3 separate regions of the Homo sapiens genome follow, and regions 1 and 2 are each linked to region 3. A link is an interaction called in ENCODE POLR2A ChIA-PET data of the cell type or tissue named here. Cell type or tissue: MCF 10A. All regions are shown on one strand. Links, peaks and the distances in the headings refer to the core of each region. The heading gives the core; the rest is flanking DNA.

What was found. Peaks named below come from ENCODE experiments on the same cell type or tissue, not always from the same donor. Only the 100,000 strongest peaks of a DNase experiment are listed, where the experiment ranks them.
Region 1: POLR2A ChIA-PET joins it to region 3 with 5 read pairs; 2 of 35 experiments call an interaction of 5 or more read pairs at or near these places.
Region 2: POLR2A ChIA-PET joins it to region 3 with 5 read pairs; 3 of 35 experiments call an interaction of 5 or more read pairs at or near these places.

Annotation. Positions count from the first base shown.
Region 1 is chr20:50,758,765-50,764,794 of GRCh38, forward strand. No RefSeq gene overlaps it. Among named protein-coding and RNA genes, the nearest start is that of PARD6B, 30 kb to the left of the region's middle. In MCF 10A, for the core only: no CTCF peak of the experiment used is centred there; DNase peaks (open chromatin) are centred at 3,107, 3,937 and 4,277.
Region 2 is chr20:50,218,969-50,224,998 of GRCh38, forward strand. No RefSeq gene overlaps it. Among named protein-coding and RNA genes, the nearest start is that of CEBPB-AS1, 30 kb to the left of the region's middle. RefSeq lists enhancers at 5,229-5,729, 5,730-6,030. In MCF 10A, for the core only: no CTCF peak of the experiment used is centred there; a DNase peak (open chromatin) is centred at 2,703.
Region 3 is chr20:50,428,179-50,434,208 of GRCh38, forward strand. It overlaps the pseudogene RN7SL636P. Among named protein-coding and RNA genes, the nearest start is that of PTPN1, 79 kb to the right of the region's middle. In MCF 10A, for the core only: no CTCF peak of the experiment used is centred there; DNase peaks (open chromatin) are centred at 1,343 and 2,703.

The DNA of each region.
Region 1 (6,030 bases), core at 505-5,504, 330 kb after region 3:
CGTCTAACTTAGATTCAAAGGAATGGATTGGCTCGTGTAACTGAAAAATCAGGGCTAAGATTTCAGCACAGATCGGACACAGTGCCATCTGATAGAATTTTCTGCTTTGTCCAGAGGGGAGTCACTAGCCCCCATGTGGCTGCTGCATACTTGAGGTGTGGCTAGTGCAACTGAGAAACTGGATTTCAAATTACATGTCATTTTAATTAATTTAAATGTTAATAGCCACATGTAGACAGTGGCTACTGTATTATTTTACAGCACAAACTGGAATCCCTCTCCATTTCTTGCTTTTGTTTTCCCCTGTTACCTTTTTTCCCTTAGGCCAAGTCCCTCCTTATGGTGGCAAAGATGGCCTCCAGCAACCCTGGCAACATTCCGTCACATTACCAACCACCTGGCAGGGAGCCTGTCTTCCCCCATGGTGACAGCCAAAGCCCAGAGACCACCCTCACTGACCCTGTCTCAGTCATGTGCCCATCCCTAACCCAATCCCTATAACTCCTAATTGTCCTAGTCTGGGTCATGGGCCCAATTCTGGACCTATTGAGGGAGGGATGGTCCCCTAAAGAAAAATCAGGGATCAGCCAGGTGCAGTGGCTCACGCTTATAATCCCGGCACTTTGGGAGGCTGAGGCAGGTGGATCACCTGAGGTCAGGGGTTTGAGACCAGCCTGGCCAATATGGTGAAATCCTGTCTCTACTAAAAATACAAAAATTAGTCAGGCATGGTGGCGGACGCCTGTAATCCGAACTACTTGGGATGCTGAGGGAGGAGAATCGTTTGAACCCGGGAGGCAGAGTTTGCAGTGAGCCGAGATTGCAGCACTGCCCTACAGCCTGGGCAACAAGAGCAAAACTCCATCTCAAAAAAAAAAAAAAAAAAAAATCAGGGATCAGGGTTCTGTTACCACAAGAAAGAGGAAGAACTACAGGGGAGGGAACACAGTGGGTATCACTTGCAGCTTTTTTTCTTTTTTCTTCGCTCTGTTACCAGGCTGAAGTATAGTGGTGCAATCATAACTCACTGCAGCCTCAAACTCCTGGGCTCAAGCAATCCTCCCACCTCAGCCTCCTGAGTATCTGGGACTATGGATGCGTGCCGCCACACTCAGCTAATATTTTTCGGAGAGACAGGGTCTCACTATGTTGCCTGGGCTAGTCTCGAACTCCTGGCCTCAAGCAATGCTCCTGCTGCCTTGTAGATTTAGAGTATTTGGGAACACATTTTTTATAAAATGTCCTGCACAAAGTAAATTGGGGACAGAGAGCAGTGCTCTATCAAAGGAAAATGGTGGAAATTAAATACAGAGACCAGTGGCAGTGTTCTACCTTTAAAGGAAAAACTTAAAACTCCTGACAGCGACTATACTAGGACTTCTGTTTTCAAGTGTTATTGCTTATTTTGATTCTATTTTAAATACATCTGCTGAGATGGGCAGATCACTTGAGCCCAGGAGTTTGAGCAACATAGCAAGACCTCATCTCTACAAAAAATTTCTTAAATTAGCCAGGCATGGTGGTGCACACCTGTAGTCCCAGCTACTCAGGAGGCTGACTGAGACAGGAGGATTGCTTGAGCCTTGGAGTTTGAGGCTGCAGTGAGCTATGATCATGCCACTGCAATCCAGCCTGGGCCAGAGCAAGATTTGTCTCTAAAAAACAGAAAAGAAAAGAAAAGAAAAAAATATATATATATGAAATAAATCTGACATAAATTGAATATATAAAGAATATATAAATGCAATATAAACTTCAATCTGAAATGGCAGTTTCAAATCCTATTACTTTCAAAGTATAGAAATGATAGGACCATGGGTCTCAGAGAGGAGGTTGCAAATTCAAATGCCCAAAGGGCCAGAGTGGGGCAGGGCAGGTGGGGCTGGTAAACAGGAGATGCCCGCCCCCAGCAAGGCAGGGGCCACCACATTCGATGGTTGTCATTTGGGTATGTGTGGGCCCAGTGTTGTCAGCTCTTATAACTTTTTTTTTTTTTTTTTTGAGACTGAGTTTTGCTCTTGTTGCCCAGGCTGGAGTGCAATGGCACAATCTTGGCTCACCGCAACCTCTGCCTCCCAGCTTCAAGCGATTCTCCTGCCTCAGCCTCCCAAGTAGCTGGGATTACAGGCATCTGCAACCATGCCCGGCTAATTTTTTGTATTTTTAGTAGAGATGGAATTTCACCATGTTGGCCAGGCTGGTCTTGAACTCCTGACCTGAGGTGATCCACCTGCCTCAGCCTACCAAAGTGCTGGGATTACAGGCGTGAGCCACCACGCCCGGCCCTGCTTATCCAGATTTTCATAAGAAATGTCCTTTTTTTTTTTTTTTTTTTTTTTTGAGACGGAGTCTCGTTCTTCTGCCCTGGCTGGAGTGCAGTGGCAAGATCTTGGGCTCACTGCAACCTCTGCCTCCTGGGTTCAAGCACTTCTCCTGCCTCAGCCTCCCGAGTAGCTGGGACTACAGGCACGTGCCACCACGCCCAGCTAATTTTTGTATTTTTAGTAGAGACGGGCTTTCACCATGTTGGCCAGGATGGTCTCAATCTCTTGATCTCGTGATCCGTCCACCTCGGCCTCCCAAAGTGCTGGGATTACAGGCATGAGCCACCGCTCCTGGCCGAGAATCCCCCTTCCTAAATTGGTAAAATCTGATTCATCAGAATTGCAATTTTGATCAAAGCCAGTAACTCCTCACACAAATCCTTCTATGTGTGCAGAAAGTGAGCGTCTGAAAACTCCAGGCGGAGTTTTTGCGCTAGGTTATCTACCAGAAGAAAGGACAAGAAAGGCTAGAATTTGACTAATGGTTCCACCCCCCAGATTGTATCAGCACAGCATTCCTCTTTCACTCAGTCTCTTAGCAATGCTTGCAACTACAAGGAAACAGCATTCATACCATTGTTTCTAAGACCTGAAGCAGGTTACATTCAAACCCAGCACTGTTCTTATAGAACATAAGAGTTTTGTTCCCAGGCTGCTTCTCTGCCAGCATGTGATACCCTTCAATAAATGGTAGGTAAGTTGCATATCAGGTTTTCTCCTGCATTCCCAGAGGGCTTCAGCTGCTGTCTCAGGTATGAACCCAAAATGACTCAGGCAAAAATGTGTATGCTTAGTGACTCAGAAACTAAATCATTAACTTGGTAAGTACATGCACGGGTAAGGAGGAATTCAAGGAGAGACTTAGAACATAGGCCTTCCAGTAATGCCACTGATGATGACTGCCTGAGTACAGCAACGCTGAACGGTGTCACTTCTCAGGTGGACCAGTGACGAACCCTAGAATCACCAAGAATCTCAAATCAGTCATTCTCAGGAGCAACAATCCACATAGGGTAATTTACAAAGAATGCTGATTTCAATTGTTTGAATCCTTACCTGGTGAAACAAGAAAATGTGGAAAAAGCTCCTTGACTTTAAAAATACACACCCACACACTTTTTTTTTTTTAAAGGGACAAGGGCTTGCCGTCTCCCACACAGGCTCGTGGGCGGTGGTGCGATCATGGCTCACTGCAACCTCGAACTCAAGGATTCTGGCAATCCTCCCACCTCAGCTTCCCAAGTAGCTGGGACTACAGGCATGAGCCATCACACCCGGCTAATTTTCTTTTTTTCTTTTCTTCCCCTCACCCCAATTTTTTTTTTTTTTTTTTTGAGATAAGGTCCTGCTCTGTCGCCCAGGCTGGAGTGCAGTGGTGTGATTATGGCTCACTGCAGCCTCAAACTCCTGAGTCCAAGTGACCTCACACCTTAGCCTCCTGAGTAGCTGGGACTACAGGTATGTGTCACCACGCCTGGCTAATTTTTGTATTTTTTGTAAAGGTGAGGTTTCACTATGTTGCCCAGTCTGGTCTCAAACTCCTGGGCTCAAGCAATCTGCCTGGCTCAGCCTCCCAAAAGTGCTGGGATTACAGGCGTGAGTCACTGTGCCTGGCCTCCACATGACTTTCTACTAGTTGATTTTAAACTGGGCATATGCATTTACACACACACACACACACACACACACACACCTGATCTGCCTAGATGTGAAATTAAACTTCTAGAGCACACGCATATACACAACGCCAGACAATATGGGAACAGTGATTACAAACAAATCCCACTAGAAAATGACAAACTGTAATAATTTTTCAGTCCCCTTTTGAAGGCAAGAGGTTTATAAACCTCTGCAATTCAATTGCAACACATCAGGGTTCTTCTGGTGAGCTGGCCTCAGTGTCCTTCCTCCACCCCCAGGGTGCCTTGGCTCATGTTCACAGGGCCCATGCCCAGTAGGGCTGGCATGTGTTTCCAACAGCCGAGCAGACAGGGCCAGCAGAGAGGGAGAAAATAAACGGTAAAGGGAGACGCGCCAGGAGAGCAGGCAGAATGGCCGGGAAGCTGGCCAAACGGGAGAGGCTGAATGGGCGACATCAGCCCTTGACCAGGCCTCAGCTATCCCAGCTGTCCTTCACCACTCACTGTGTGGATACCAGGAGGATACAAGCCCCCTTTGCCTGGGCGTCACCAAGAATCCATAAACCACGCAGTTTATTTTTATTTTTATTTAATTTTATTTTTTTAGATAGTCTCACTCTGTCGCCCAGGCTGGAGTGCACTGGCGTGACCTTGGCTCATTGCAGCGTCCACCTCCTGGGCTCAAGTGATTCTCGCGCCTCAGTCTCCCAAGTAGCTGGGATTACAGGCACCTGCCACCACACCCGGCTAATTTTTGTATTTTTAGTAGAGATGGGGTTTCACCATGTTGGCCAGGCTGGTCTCAAACTCCTGTGCTCAAGCAATCCACTCACCTCAGCCTCCCAAAGTGCTGGAATTAGAGGCGTGAGCCACTGTGCCTGGCCTATTTTTATTTTTTGAAATAGTCTTGCTTTGTCACCCAGGCTGGGTGCAGCACAAATAACACGGCTCATTGCAGCCTCGACCTCCTGCGCTCAAGCGATCTTTCCTCCTCAGCCTACTGAGTAGCCGTGTGCCACAGGCATGTGCCACCCTGCCTGGCTAATTTTTTTTTTTTTTTTTGGAGATGGAGTCTTACTCTGTTGCCCAGGCTGGAATGCAGTGGCACTATCTCAGATCACTGCAACCTCCGCCTCTTAGGTTCAAGCAATTCTCTGTCTCAGCCTCCCGAGTAACTGGGATTACAGGCGCATGCCACCACGCCTGACTAATTTTTGTATTTTTAGTAGAGACGGGGTTTCGTCTTGTTGGTCAGGCTGGTTTTGAACTCCTGACCTCAGGTGATCCACCAGCCTTGGCCTCCCAAAGTGCTGGGATTACAGGTATGAGTCACCGTGCCCGGCCGCCTGGTTAATTTTTAAATTTTTTGTAGAGACCAGGTCTCACCATGTTGCCTATGCTGGTCTTGAACTCCTGCGCTCAAGCTTCCCAAAAGGCTAGGATTACAGGCTTAAGCCACGGTGCCTGCCCATGTGGTTTTTAGACCAGCAGGTTCTGTAGAGCAAAATGTTCATGATTTTGAAGGATGACAAACCTGACAGAGGAGGCAACGCCACCTTGACATTCCTCAGTCGTAGTGCCACAGTGGTCTCGTATTTCAAACCTGGTTAGAGTTTGTCCTCTTCAGGAGAGTTTGTGTGGCTGTTTTGCAGTGGAGGAGAGATGACAAAGCTGATAATGCTTATGGTGTGGGTATTTTCTTTTTCTTTCCTTATTTGCTTTGTGAAGACAAATAATGGTTAAGGATAGATAAAATTAACCGGGTGTGGTGGTGCATGCCTGTAATCCTAGCTACTCAAGAGGCTGAGGCAGGAGAATCGCTAGAACCTGGGAGGCGGAGGTTGCAGTGAGCCGAGATCGCGCCATTGCACTCCAGCCTGGGTGACAGAGCGAGACTCAGTCTCAAAAAAAAGGATGGATAAAATATTTAACAGTGGTCATACATAATTCATTCCTGAGTCGACACCCATTTCCAGGCCAGCAGTTCGCTCTCAATTAGGGGTTCTCAGAACACGGAACCACCGTGTCTCCTTGGTAGACTGCCATTGTGCTTATTTTTACTCTTT
Region 2 (6,030 bases), core at 712-5,711, 210 kb before region 3:
ACTTGCCCTGCTAGAGCCACCTTGGTTTTCTTTCCATTGCACCCAGCTCCCACCTGCCACAGGGCCTTGGCACACTTTGCTTTCTCTACTGGAACACTTTCGTTTCTCCTCTTCACCTAGTTAATGCCAGATCTCAGATCAGGTGGACCTCTGGTAGCAGGTGCTGTGGGGATTCCCCAGAGCCTCTTTGGTGGGATCTGCATGCATCTTCCTGCTGCCACACAGTGTTGGCTGCTGTGGGCTCCCAGCTGGGGCCCCTTAAAGCTGGAGTCCTGCCTCGCTGAGCAGGAGCTGCCTCCCATCCCCCAAACAGAGGTGGACACAGCCAGTGACCAATGAGACCAGGACTCAGGCCTCTTACTTTGAGGTGGGAGGAGTGTGGTGGTGCAATTCACGTTCCAGAGCTCCCCGGGGGATCAGGCCAAGTGAGACTCAGCGGAGGCCATATCCTGGCTTAGCTCCCACCTTGCCCTGTCCTGCTTCTCGCACCCTTCTCCCAAAAGCATGTCCTCAGTGAATCACGTGCATGCCAGTCCCCAAGTCAGGCTCCTCTTCTGGGCAACCTGACCTAAGATGCCTTCCCTGCCCTCCCTGTCCCCCTTTCTGGTCTCTTCTCCATGGATCTCTCCTTGCAGCCCTGACTATGGCTGTGTTTTTACACTTGCTTGGATGATTATTTGATTGAAATCTGTCCCCCACCCCAGAATGTAAGGCAGGGATCATGTTCCTTCTGTGTTCCCAGCGCCCATCGTGGGCTTGGCACATAGTAGGTGCTCAATCCATATTTGTTGAATGACTGAATGAATCATAGCTGGGTGAGTCAGAGCTGGGCACTATCAAGGCCCCAGTTTCTTCCTATCTCATGGTTCTGCCGTCTCCACTCAGCCCAGCTCCTCATGGTGCCACGATGGCTGCCAAAGCTCCTGCCATCTCTTCCTCATACAGCCAAGCAGGAAAGGCCCTCACATGTCCTGTTAAGAATGAAGAAACCATTCCCAGAAGCCCCTTGGCAGACTTCCCCATCTCACTGGCCACAGATGCATTCCATGTCCAGCCTCTGCCAATTGCTGCAAGTGGGGAAGGGGACCTAATCAGCATCTGTGCCTCGAATGTCGTGGGTGGAGTCCACCCACACCCACTGAGCGGGGATCTGGCTGCCTACGAGCGCAGACCCCTGAACTTGGGTCATTTTGACTATTCCTAGGGCTGTGGGTCCCCCACCTGTCCTTCCTCCCTGGGGAGCCCTTGGGTGGTGGAGGTGAGAAGGGGGCGGTGCTGGGTGAGGGTTTCAAGCAAATGAGGCGGCCAGACACCTTCACCTCAGTAAACATTTACAGAGCCAGGAATGCAGAGGAGGTGGTGAGCCCAGCAGATGAGTGTGTGGGGAAGACACCACCTAGGCCAGAGGTACAGATAGTGAGACAGGGAGACATGGGGGTGAGATGGAGAGACACAGAGAGACACCCTGAAAGAACTGATGTGAGAGACACAGAGGGAAAGAGAGAGGCTGAGAAATAAAGAGGGGAGAGACCCAGAGACAGAGGCTTTGCCGGGCAAGCTTTTGCATCAGGCCTGGAGCAGGCAGAGGCCCTCTTCCAGTGGGCGTGGTGACCGCACCTCGTTCTCTTTGGCTGAAAGTCCCAGGCAAGCCCCTTTTCCAGACTGGGCCTTGGATCCTCCTGTGTCAAATGGAGCTGTGTCCACACACTGGGCCTAACATGGACCTGTGGCCTCCTGTGACCCAGAAACAGCCTTGTGTGGTGGAAGGGAATTGTCACCCCCAGTGGAAGGGGGAGGCAGTGCCCAGGGGCATGGCGAGAGGGTGGAAGGGGGATCTGGACCACGGAGTGCATGTTTCTAAAGCCTGTGTCCTGTCTGTGCCCCACAGGGCCAGTGTGGGGCCAGGAGGGGTGAGGGTGGGGCATGGGGGTACCCTTAGGGGTGGTGCTGGCCGCCAGCTCTGTGTGCCAGTGACGAGTGTTCTGGTCATAAGAATGGCTGCTGGGTTTGAATGCTCCCCAGGTGCCAGGCACCAACCCCACCAGGGTGGTGCTGCTTAATTTCTATTTAGTTTGGACTTCCCATTTACAAACGAGGAAACTACATCTCAGCGTGGCAGCGACTTCCTAACAACGGGGTGTAGGCTTTGGGGTCGGAAAGGTCTGGGTCCGAGTCCCCGCTCCATCCCTGACAGGCTGGGGGACCTAGGCAGTCATTTCCTCCTCCTAAGCATCAGTTTCCCCATTTGTAAAGTGGGGAAATAAGTTTAAGGGTGACATGGGGATCGGATGAGGTGCTGCCAGAGGGTTCTTAGCACAGGGCCGGGTACACAGGAAGCACTGGATGAACGTTAACCGGGCCATTGGATACAAGCTTTTAAGTAATTTAAAATAATTCCTTTAATGGCTCTCCTTATTTTTTTTATTTTTTTTTTAAGGGAAAGAGCTGAGGTCCAGGGAGGGGAAGGGACTTGCCCAAAGTCATTGGCCAGGTGGAGGGTCTGAGGTTTGAACCCTGTGGGCCCTGAGGCCCTCTATACCACCCACGATGGCTCAGGCCTGGATGGCCTGTTTGCGACTCAATCCTCATGGGTTGAGAAGATGCCCATAGCCTGGCCTGATAGCCCTCTGGCCTGACATCAGCTACAACCACCAGTTGGGGCAGTTGCAAAATCCCTCACCCTTTGCCTGTCGATAAAGGGTGCCCATTGCAAAACTCAGCGGAGAAATTATTAAGGGTTGTGTCATCCTGTGGCCAGGCCCTGGGTGCCTCTTTCCTGCCCGGAAGCCTGGGTAGGGCCGACTGCTCACTCTCTCCCTCCATGGCCCTGACCCGAGAGAGAATGGGGTGGGGGTCAGCAGGGAGCTTGCAGGGAATGCGGACGACAGACCCCAGCACTGGGGCCGTCATAGTCCCTGATTCTTAGGAAATGGCAGCTCCATCCTTCTGGGTGCTCAGGCCCAAACCTCGGGTTGTCCCTTCATTTCCTCTCTTGCCCTGCATTCGATAACTGGCCAGGAAATCCTGTCAGCGCCACCTTTAAAACATCCAGAACCTGCGTAGGTTTTCCCCTCCGCTTCCACAGCTGAATTCAAGGCCACCATTCTCTCTCCTGCAGTAGCCTCCTTGCTGCTTTCACTGCTGTCATCGTCACGCCCCACTTCCCCCGTGCAGCCAAAGGGATGCTGTTAGAACCCCACTCAGATCCCATCTTTCCTCTGTTTAGAACCTTCCTTGGCTCCAGCTGCAGAGCAAAACCTGAGGTCTTTCCCAGGATCACAGGGCCCTGTCTGATCTGGCCCCCATGGCCTTTCTGACCTCATCCTCCCTCCTTTCTTACTTGCTCACTCACTCCAGCCACACCGGGCCCCTTGCTATTCCTCCAACACACTGGGCATGACCTAACTAGGGCCTTTGCACTTGCTGTTCCTGCTGCCTGGAATGCAGTTCCTTCAGCTCTTTCCCCCAGCTGGATGTGCCACTTTATTCAGATCTCATCGCAATGTCACCTCCTCAGGGAAGCCTTCCCCGGCTACCTGCTGAACTGTCACCTCCACCATCACTCCAGCCCTTTCATCTTTCTTCCCTACTTGCCATCATGTTATACATCTGTTATTTGTTTGGTCAATGCCTGTCTATCTCTTTAGTATGTCACCTTCCACACTGCAGGGACTGCTGTCTGTGGTGATCACGATGCTTTCTGAGCACTCAGCACAGGGCCCCGCACACAGTAGGGGCTCCACAGAGATTTGTTCAATCAGTGAATGGGCGCGCAGGAGGGGTGGCTGTTGGCCCAGATGATGCTTCAGCAAACATCACAAGTGTCCTTTCTCTGGCTGATGGCTCGAGGCTGGTGCCCAGAACAGGCTGCTGTGGAGACGGCTTCCCTGACCACCCTGTCAAGTAGCTCCGACTGCCCAACCCACACCCATGCTCTCCAGTCCCCTCGCCCCACACTTCCCACAGTCTCAACTTGTTTTGCTTCTGTATTTTTCATGGGCCCCTCCTCCCCCGAGAATGGAGCTCTCTGAGAACAGGGTGTCCTCTGTTGGCCCCACTGTCATCCCCCTGAGTGTCCAGTGCAGGACCCGGCACCCCATGGGAAGTGTTTCATGGCAGGTTGATCAGGGTTTGCATCGGATGCCCCATCTGCCGGGCTAGTTCTGGCTGGGAGGGTGTTAGGAGGAGATGCTGTGCTCGGACCTGCGAAGTCACGGGGGAGATGGGGACCCACTTGGGCCTTAATTATAACACATCCCATAATGATATGGTGTTATAATACGCACACAAAGTGTCCTAATCTGATATTATATCTGGGTTTTGTACAATAGATACAATCGGCTGGCTGCAGTTTGCTAATTCATTCTCGACCTATCTCCACGCTCCACCTAGATGACTATCGGCTTCCTTAATTAAGTGGAAGGCAAGCTCTGCAGGCGATGCTTGCAGTCCCAGCACCGACGAGTCCGGCCTGGCCCTCCCATAAGCTGGGATAATAGCTACTCCCACATGGGGCGAGGCTGGTTCTGCCTTCTTCATCCCAACCTCCTGTCCCAGTCTTGGGCGTGACAGGCCTGCTCCAAGGCCTGGTAAGCCACAAACGCCAACCACCAAGGGCTCAAACCGGCGGCCTGTGGGCCGGGCCGGCCTCGAGATGTGTTGGGTTTGGCCTGCATGGTGCTTTTGCTGCAAGTTAAAATGAGTTGCCAACTATGAAAAATCAGAATGTCGTACACAAACATCCAGATTCCCGGCTTCTCTTGGGAAATGGGAAGATGCAGGGACTCGGGTTCATAGTCCTGGGTGCTGGGGCTGGGGAGTGGCTGTCCCCTCTAGACAGGACATGACCACAGTTGTCTCCTGCCAGTTTCACTTTTATGTCCCTGCCCGATCTTGTAGGCAGTTGAGTTTGCAATCCCTGCTCTGGGCTTTAACAATCAGTTACCCCTTGGCAAGATGGGACAGTGAGGCTCAGAAGAGGCAAGTGACAATGGTCATTGCACAGCGAGCTGGAACTCAGGTCACAATCATTCAACAGGTCTTTATTGAGCTCCCACTGTGTACTAAGCCCTGGAGACAAAGACCACAACAGATATAGTTCTTGCCTTCTGGGGGGTGACAGTCTGTTGTTCCACAGGCATACCATCCACCCTTATTGCTGGAGGCAATAGGATCTGTTAGAGACAGGTCCTTTATGATCCCTCAGAGTAGGTGGAAGCAGATTCCCCATAGCTTCTGGGCCCCATCCAGGCCAGAGAATGGACTCTGAAAGGTGCAAGGGGAGTGGAAGCAGCCATCTTGGAAGGAAGCTCTTGGCAAGTGTTCTTACTAGAGGGGGATGTCCCTAATCTCCTACCTGGGCTCCCAGAGAGCAGGAAGGATGAGCAAGGTGGGCTCAGAGGGGTCGCAGGTGGGGGTGGTGGGGGACAGGAGGGGAACAGAGAAGGCACAGTGGCATCAGCTAGACAGAGCATGGGGACTTTCCCATCCTGGTTGAACCAAGGGTGAATCAATTAGGTCCTTCTAAGACAAGAAGTGGAGGGCAAGATGCTGAAATACCCAAGCTGCCCACCTACTAGTCCAGGAGAAAGGGCTTTGCTCAGCCAGTCTGGGAGGAAGTGTTTGTCCTCTTGCCTCCCACTCCACTGCACCACCCCTGGCCCGGAGGAGAAAGTGCAGCCTGGAACCTCTGTCCCCAGTGCCTCAATGCTGGACCCAGCTTGGGCCATTGCAGACCAGCTGGCCTTCCAGGAGCCACATCTGAAGAGCATCAAGCAGCCCACATGCTCCGTGGCCAGCTCCCCACTGACGCGGGGGGATGAATAACAGTCCCAGCCATCATGTGCATTTGCTAAAAATAAACTGACATACTTTTTGCATTGGGAAACAATGTGGATTCCAAACATTCTCAAAGGGCAGAGAGGGGAAAAAAGGAAGAATGGAAATCAAGTTTTCGAGCTTAGCAATTAATTAGTGCCTGTAAACAAATGACTCATGATCTTTCCTGACTATTTTTCTTTCCATTTTGCG
Region 3 (6,030 bases), core at 561-5,560:
CCTGAAAACCATTGGGTTATTTTGTGGATCTCACCTGGATGACCTAAAGGGTGTGGATTTCAAGGGCAGAAGAAAACTTATCAGTCCTCACGGTGCATGAAATTCCAGCATGCTCCTCTAAAGGGGACCCTTGAAACAAATAAATTTCAATGGATGATACTCAAAGGATGTGTGGGAAGAGCGTGGCTAGAGAAGGCTGGCTTTGAGCACTTAAATGTTGCCTGGCACTTTACACACATTGTCTTATTTCCTTACTCTCTTTGTGACCTTGAGGAACCACTTAACTATGCTGTGCCTTAGTTTCCCTATCTGTGAAATGGAATGTGGTTGAGACTGTTAGTTGTCCCTAAGTATCTTCCCCTAGTTCCATAGTAATGAACTTGTAGCTGAGCATAGGACTGTCTCAATAAAAAGTACATTTCCCAGCCTCCCTTGCAGTCAGATGTACCCATGTGACCAAGTTCTGGCCAACGGGATGTGACTGTAAGCTATGTGGCTGATTTCCAGGTTGTACTTTATTTTATTTTATTTTATTTTATTAGTTAATTAATTTATTTATTTTTGAGAGGGAGTCTTGCTCTGTCACCAGGCTGGAGTGCAGTGGCACAATCTCGGCTCAGTGCGACCTCCACCTCCTGGGTTCAAGTGATTCTCCTGCCTCAGCCTCCCAAGTAGCTGGGATTATAGGCACACACCACCATACCCAGCTAATTTTTATATTTTTAGTAGAGACGGGGGGGTTCACCTGACTAGGATGGTCTCGATCTCCTGACCTCATGATCCCCCCACCTGAGCCTGCCAAAGTGCTGAGATTACAGGCATGAGCCACTGCACCCAGCCTGTACTTTATTTTTTTAATTATTAATTTTAATTTTTTTAGAGATGAGGTCTTGCTATGTTACTCAGGCTGGTCTCGAACTCCTGGCCTTAAGTGACCCTCCCACCTTGGCCTAGAGTTACAGAGGTGAACCACCATGCCCAGCCAGGCTGTATTTTTTTTTTTTTTTTTTTAGAGACAGGGTCTCACTTTGTTGCCCAGGCTGGAGTGTTCTGGCTATTTACGGGAGTGATTCCACTACTGGATCAGCACGGGAGTTTTGACCTTTCCGATCTGGGCCATTTCAGCCCTCCTTAGGCAACCTGGTGGTTCCCCTCTCCCAGGGAGATCACCATGTTGATACTGAGCTTAGTGTAGGCACCCGATTGACACAGCGCACTACAACCCAGAACTCTTGGACTCAAGTGATTCTCCCGCCTCAGCCTCCCGAGTAGCTGGGACTTCTGGCTCACACCACTGTGCCCAGCCTAGGTTGTACCTTAAAGGGAAAGGGTATGCCATTCCCCCTTTCCTTTTCCCACTGGCTGGAATGTGGAATGTGACACCCTAAGGAGGGGAAAATAGCAAGTTAGCAGCCCGGGCATGGGCAGTGGGTGTCTGCACTGTCAGCCCCAGCCTAACACACTGGGTGTGAAGCCTCAATGTGTTGAGACATGTAAATCACTTACCACGGGGCTTGGAACAAAGTTGGCATTCTGAAATTGTGAGCTGTTTTATTATTACCATCAACGTTATGATTATAATCATCACTCCAAATGGGCCTGTGCAAGAAGGCCTCTTAAGGCCCATTTTTCAGATGAGAAAATGGAGCTCAGAGAGGTTAAGCCCCTGCCCAAATGATCCCAGGGGGAGGGTAGCAGAACCAGATCTGCCAATCTGGGGAAGGAGTAAAGAGAAGCAGTAGAGGGTGGAAGGGGGAGCAGTCCCAAGTCCCCATGCCAGCCCCATGCAAGTCCCCATGCCAGCCCATACCAGCCCTGTCTGGTTGGTTTAAGGGGTTTTCTTCAGCGGGTCTAGTGCAGTGGGTCTTAACCAGGGACACTTTTGTACCCTGGGCGACATTTGACAATGCCCGGAGGCATTTTTTTTTCTTTTTGCTTTTTCTTTTTTTTTTTTTGAGACAGGGTCCCGTTGTCTCCCAGGCTGGAGTGTAGTGGGCGATCTCGGCTTACTGCAACCTCCACCTCCTGGGTTCAAGCGATTCTCGTGCCTTAGCCTCCTGAGTAGCTGGGATTACAGGCGCCCGCCACCACGCCCAGCTAATTTTTGTATTTTTAGTAGAGACAGGGTTTCACCATGTTGGCTAGGCTAGTCTCAAACTCCTGACCTCAAGCGATCCGCCCACCTCGGCCTCCCAAAGTGCTGGGATTACAGGCGTGAGCCACCGTGCCCAGCCCTGCATTTTCAATCACCGCGACTGGGAGAGGAAGCCAACCGCCGGCCCTAGTGGGTGGCAGCCAGGAATGCTGCTCGGTACCCTACAGCGCACAACACGGCCCTTGCCAGAAAGAATCAACAGGGCTGTGGGCGAGGAGCCCTGGTCTCACGAGAGGTTGCCCACCCCTCACCTGGTGCCCCAGGAGGTGGGAGGCTTCGCGGGCTCCAGGTCTTGGGCAGGATTCTCTGATTTCTTCCCCTGGAAGGCGTCTCTCTGCCCTCACCGCATCTTCCTATCACTCGCCCTCTCTGTCCACACAGGCCCATTTGTGGGGCAAGGGATTTTCATCAAGAGGAATCTCTAACCTCAGCCCATCCCTGCAACTCACCCCTGCCGCCTGCCCCGCTCCCGAGGCCGGGAACAAGCCCCAACAGTTCAGCCTTCCTCCCCACCCACCCGTTGCCAGCAAGGCCAGTTTCCGGGTGGTGGGTGGAGGGCATGGTGCCATCTGAATACGGTCCAGTTCTCCCCGGTGGGGGAGGGAGAGAAGGGTTTTGCTCCTGGAATGCAGGGCCCACACCATCAGAGCTGCCCATCTGTCTGTCTATCCGTCCATGTGAGACAAGAGCGGGGACTGTTGAGGGAACTACTTCCAAATTTCTCCTCCCTCAATTCCCAGGAGGTGGTGAGCCCCAGCCTTCTAGGATGGCAGGCCAGGCTTCCAGAACCTTCCATCTCAGCCACACAAAACCAAGAGACTGAAGCGAAAGGTAACCCCCTGAGGAACTCCCGGGATTTGTGAAAAATTCAAGAGGGAGTGGCGCCTGGGCCTGATCCGCATCCAGAGGCTGTTCTGTTGGTGAGCAGTGGCTCATTTACTGAAGTACAGACTGCACCCTGTGGCCGCGGCAGCCACGCCCCTCTGCACCCACCAGTCCTGTTCACTGGCCTAGGCTTCAGGCCGCCAGCACCTCCATCTTTTTGCCAAGGGCTTTCTCTGGCCACCACACCCCACTGAGCCCATGCAGGACAAGCGGAGTACCTGAGAGATCATGCCCCTGGCAGCTGCCCTTAACCAACCACTGACAGGAGGTGATGGAGGAAGACGCCGGTTTCCTTGCCCCTTGGTGGAAATAGCCTGGAGGCATGTTTACACTGGCTCCCAGAGTTCCCCAGTGGAATCGAGCCCCAGTTGCCCAGACCAGTAACTTGCTCAAAAATGTCCCCTGTGTGTGTCTTCTCATCTGTGTCTCATGTCCCCACTCCCTTACTCCCTTACTTCCTAAGACTACCACCCAAACAAATCACTTGAATCCTTGCCTCGGTGTCTGCTTCTGGGGGCACCCAGCCTAAGACCAACACAGTCTAAGAGGCAGACACAGATATTTGCAGATCAGGATGAATGTGGCTGCCCCCTCTAGCAACTCACAATCAGATGGAAAGCCCAACACCACTCAGTCACACAGACGCAGAATTGCAAATGGGGAGAAGGCTGAGACTGTGAAGCAACAGAGAACCTTGTTGTTAAAACCCTCCAATGGGCTGAGCATGACGGCTCACGCCTGTAATCCCAGCACTTTGGGAGGCCAGGGTGGGCGGATCACCTGAGGTCAGGAGTTTGAGACCAGCCTGGCCAACATGGTGAAACCCCATCTCTACTTAAAATACAAAAATTAGCCGGGTGTGGTGGTGCACACCTGTAGTCCCAGCTACTCAGGAGGCTGAGGTAGGAGAATCGCTTGAACCTGGGAGGCAGAGGTTGCAGTGAGCTGAGATCGTGCCACTATACTCCAGCCTGGGTGACAGAGCAAGACTCCATCTCAAACAAACAAACAAATAAATAAAACCCTTCAGGCAGGGCATGGTGACTTATGCCTGTAATCCCAGCACTTTGGGAGACCTGAGGTCAGGAGTTCGGGACCTGCCTGGCCAACATGGTGAAACCCTGTCTCTACTAAAAATACAAAAATTAGCCAGGCGTGGTGACATGTGCCTGTAATCCCAGCTACTCAGGAGGCTGAGGCAGGAGAATCACTTGAACCTGGGAGGCAGAGGTTTCAGTGAGTCGAGATCGTGCCACTGCACTCCAGCCTGGGCAACAGAGTGAGACTCTGTCTCAAAAAATAAATAAATAAATAAATAAATAAATAAATAAAAATAAATTTTTAAAAACTCTCCATAGGCCACCCTCCCCTCCCAGGCCAAAATTCAGGTCCTCTAGGTCCTGAACCATCTGCCACCCCTTCCCTTTCCTGTGCTCACCTCTCCCCATCCTGCTCCAGCCATAATGGGCTGCTGGCTGTTTCTCAGTTGTGCTGTACGTGTTCCTGCTTCAGGACCTTTGCACTTGCTATTCCCTCTCCTCAGATGCTTTTCCCTAGATCTCCCCATGGCCGGCTCCTCCTTCTAGTTCAAATCTTGGTTCACATGTCACCTCCTCATGGGGTCACCTCAGCACCCATCCCCCACCACCTCCCACCAGTCACTTTCTAACCATGTCACCCTGGTATATTGACTTCATAGCCCATATCACAGCCGGAAGTTATATTGCTTACTTATGTGTTGAATGATCCCCAAAGATGGGCTCTGTGAATATGAGCAGAGGCTGTGTCCCCGGTGCCTGGAACAAAACCTGGAACAGAGTAGGAGCCCTATGGCTGTTTGCTGGAGAAGTCATTCAATGTTTAAGTGATGAGAGGGAAAATGAATGAATGAATCATAGAAAGACATTTAACAGGGGGACCCAACCTTGTCTGGAAAATCAGGGAAGGCTTCCCTGAGGAGGTGACATGGAGCTGAGATATGAATGGAGATGGGGTATTAACTGAGCCAAAGGGACAGGAAGAGCTACTCAGGCAGAGGGAAGAGCACATGGAAATGTCCAGAGGATCCCAGAGGACACACCAGGACTGTGCAGGGGACAAGCCAGCTGTAGCCGAAGGTTTTCCTTAATATTTTTGAACCTATTATGTGTCCAGCTCACGGATACATGGAGAACAAAGCAGGCAAGTTGCTGTGCCCCTGGAGCTCCCAATCTGGTGGGGAGGACAGACACTCACCAAAGAGTGGGCCAACATTTAGTCCCAAAGTTTCAGTTGCCCTTGCACAGCCTCCTCTTACAGTACACTGTTGATGCTTGCTTTCCAGAATACGCCACTGAGATGCTGTGTAGAAACACACTTGGCATGAACACACACACACATACACATACACAATAAGTGAAGAATTCCCTGGATTTCCCACCAAAAGAGATCAGAAAAGACATTCAGAGTAGCTCCTTTTTGTTGTTAATAATTTAATTAATCACCCTCTACCAATGTGATCACCATTAGCACAGAGCTATAATTTCCTGAGTTCAAGAAAGAAGGGAGCAGCTATGCCAATTGTATGACAATGTGTCCTCCCATAGAAAATTTAACCGCCACCACCCCGCCGCCACCACTAGTCTGACAACAGCCAAAGCCAGGCCCAGTCACCTAGTGGGTTCTATATGAAGTGCTGGGATGGAGCCAGGTTTTATCTCTCGGCCTCCCAGTTCCGGGCTCGTGTTTTGTCCCTCCCAGCAGTCAGAAAAAGGCTCCAGCTGGACGCTCAAGCCTCCCCTCCCCTCCCCTGCAGGGCCACAGTAGAATTGGTCCCACTCCATTTGCATTTCCTACCGGGCTCCTAAAGCCTTTTGAGTTTTTGACCCCAGGATGTCATGGCAGGAGGGTCACAGTTAGATACCTGTCAGGGAATTCTTCATTTGTGTGTGTGTGTGTGTGTGTGTGTGTGTGTGTGTGTGCTGAGACAGCGTTTCTCCATGTTGGCCAGG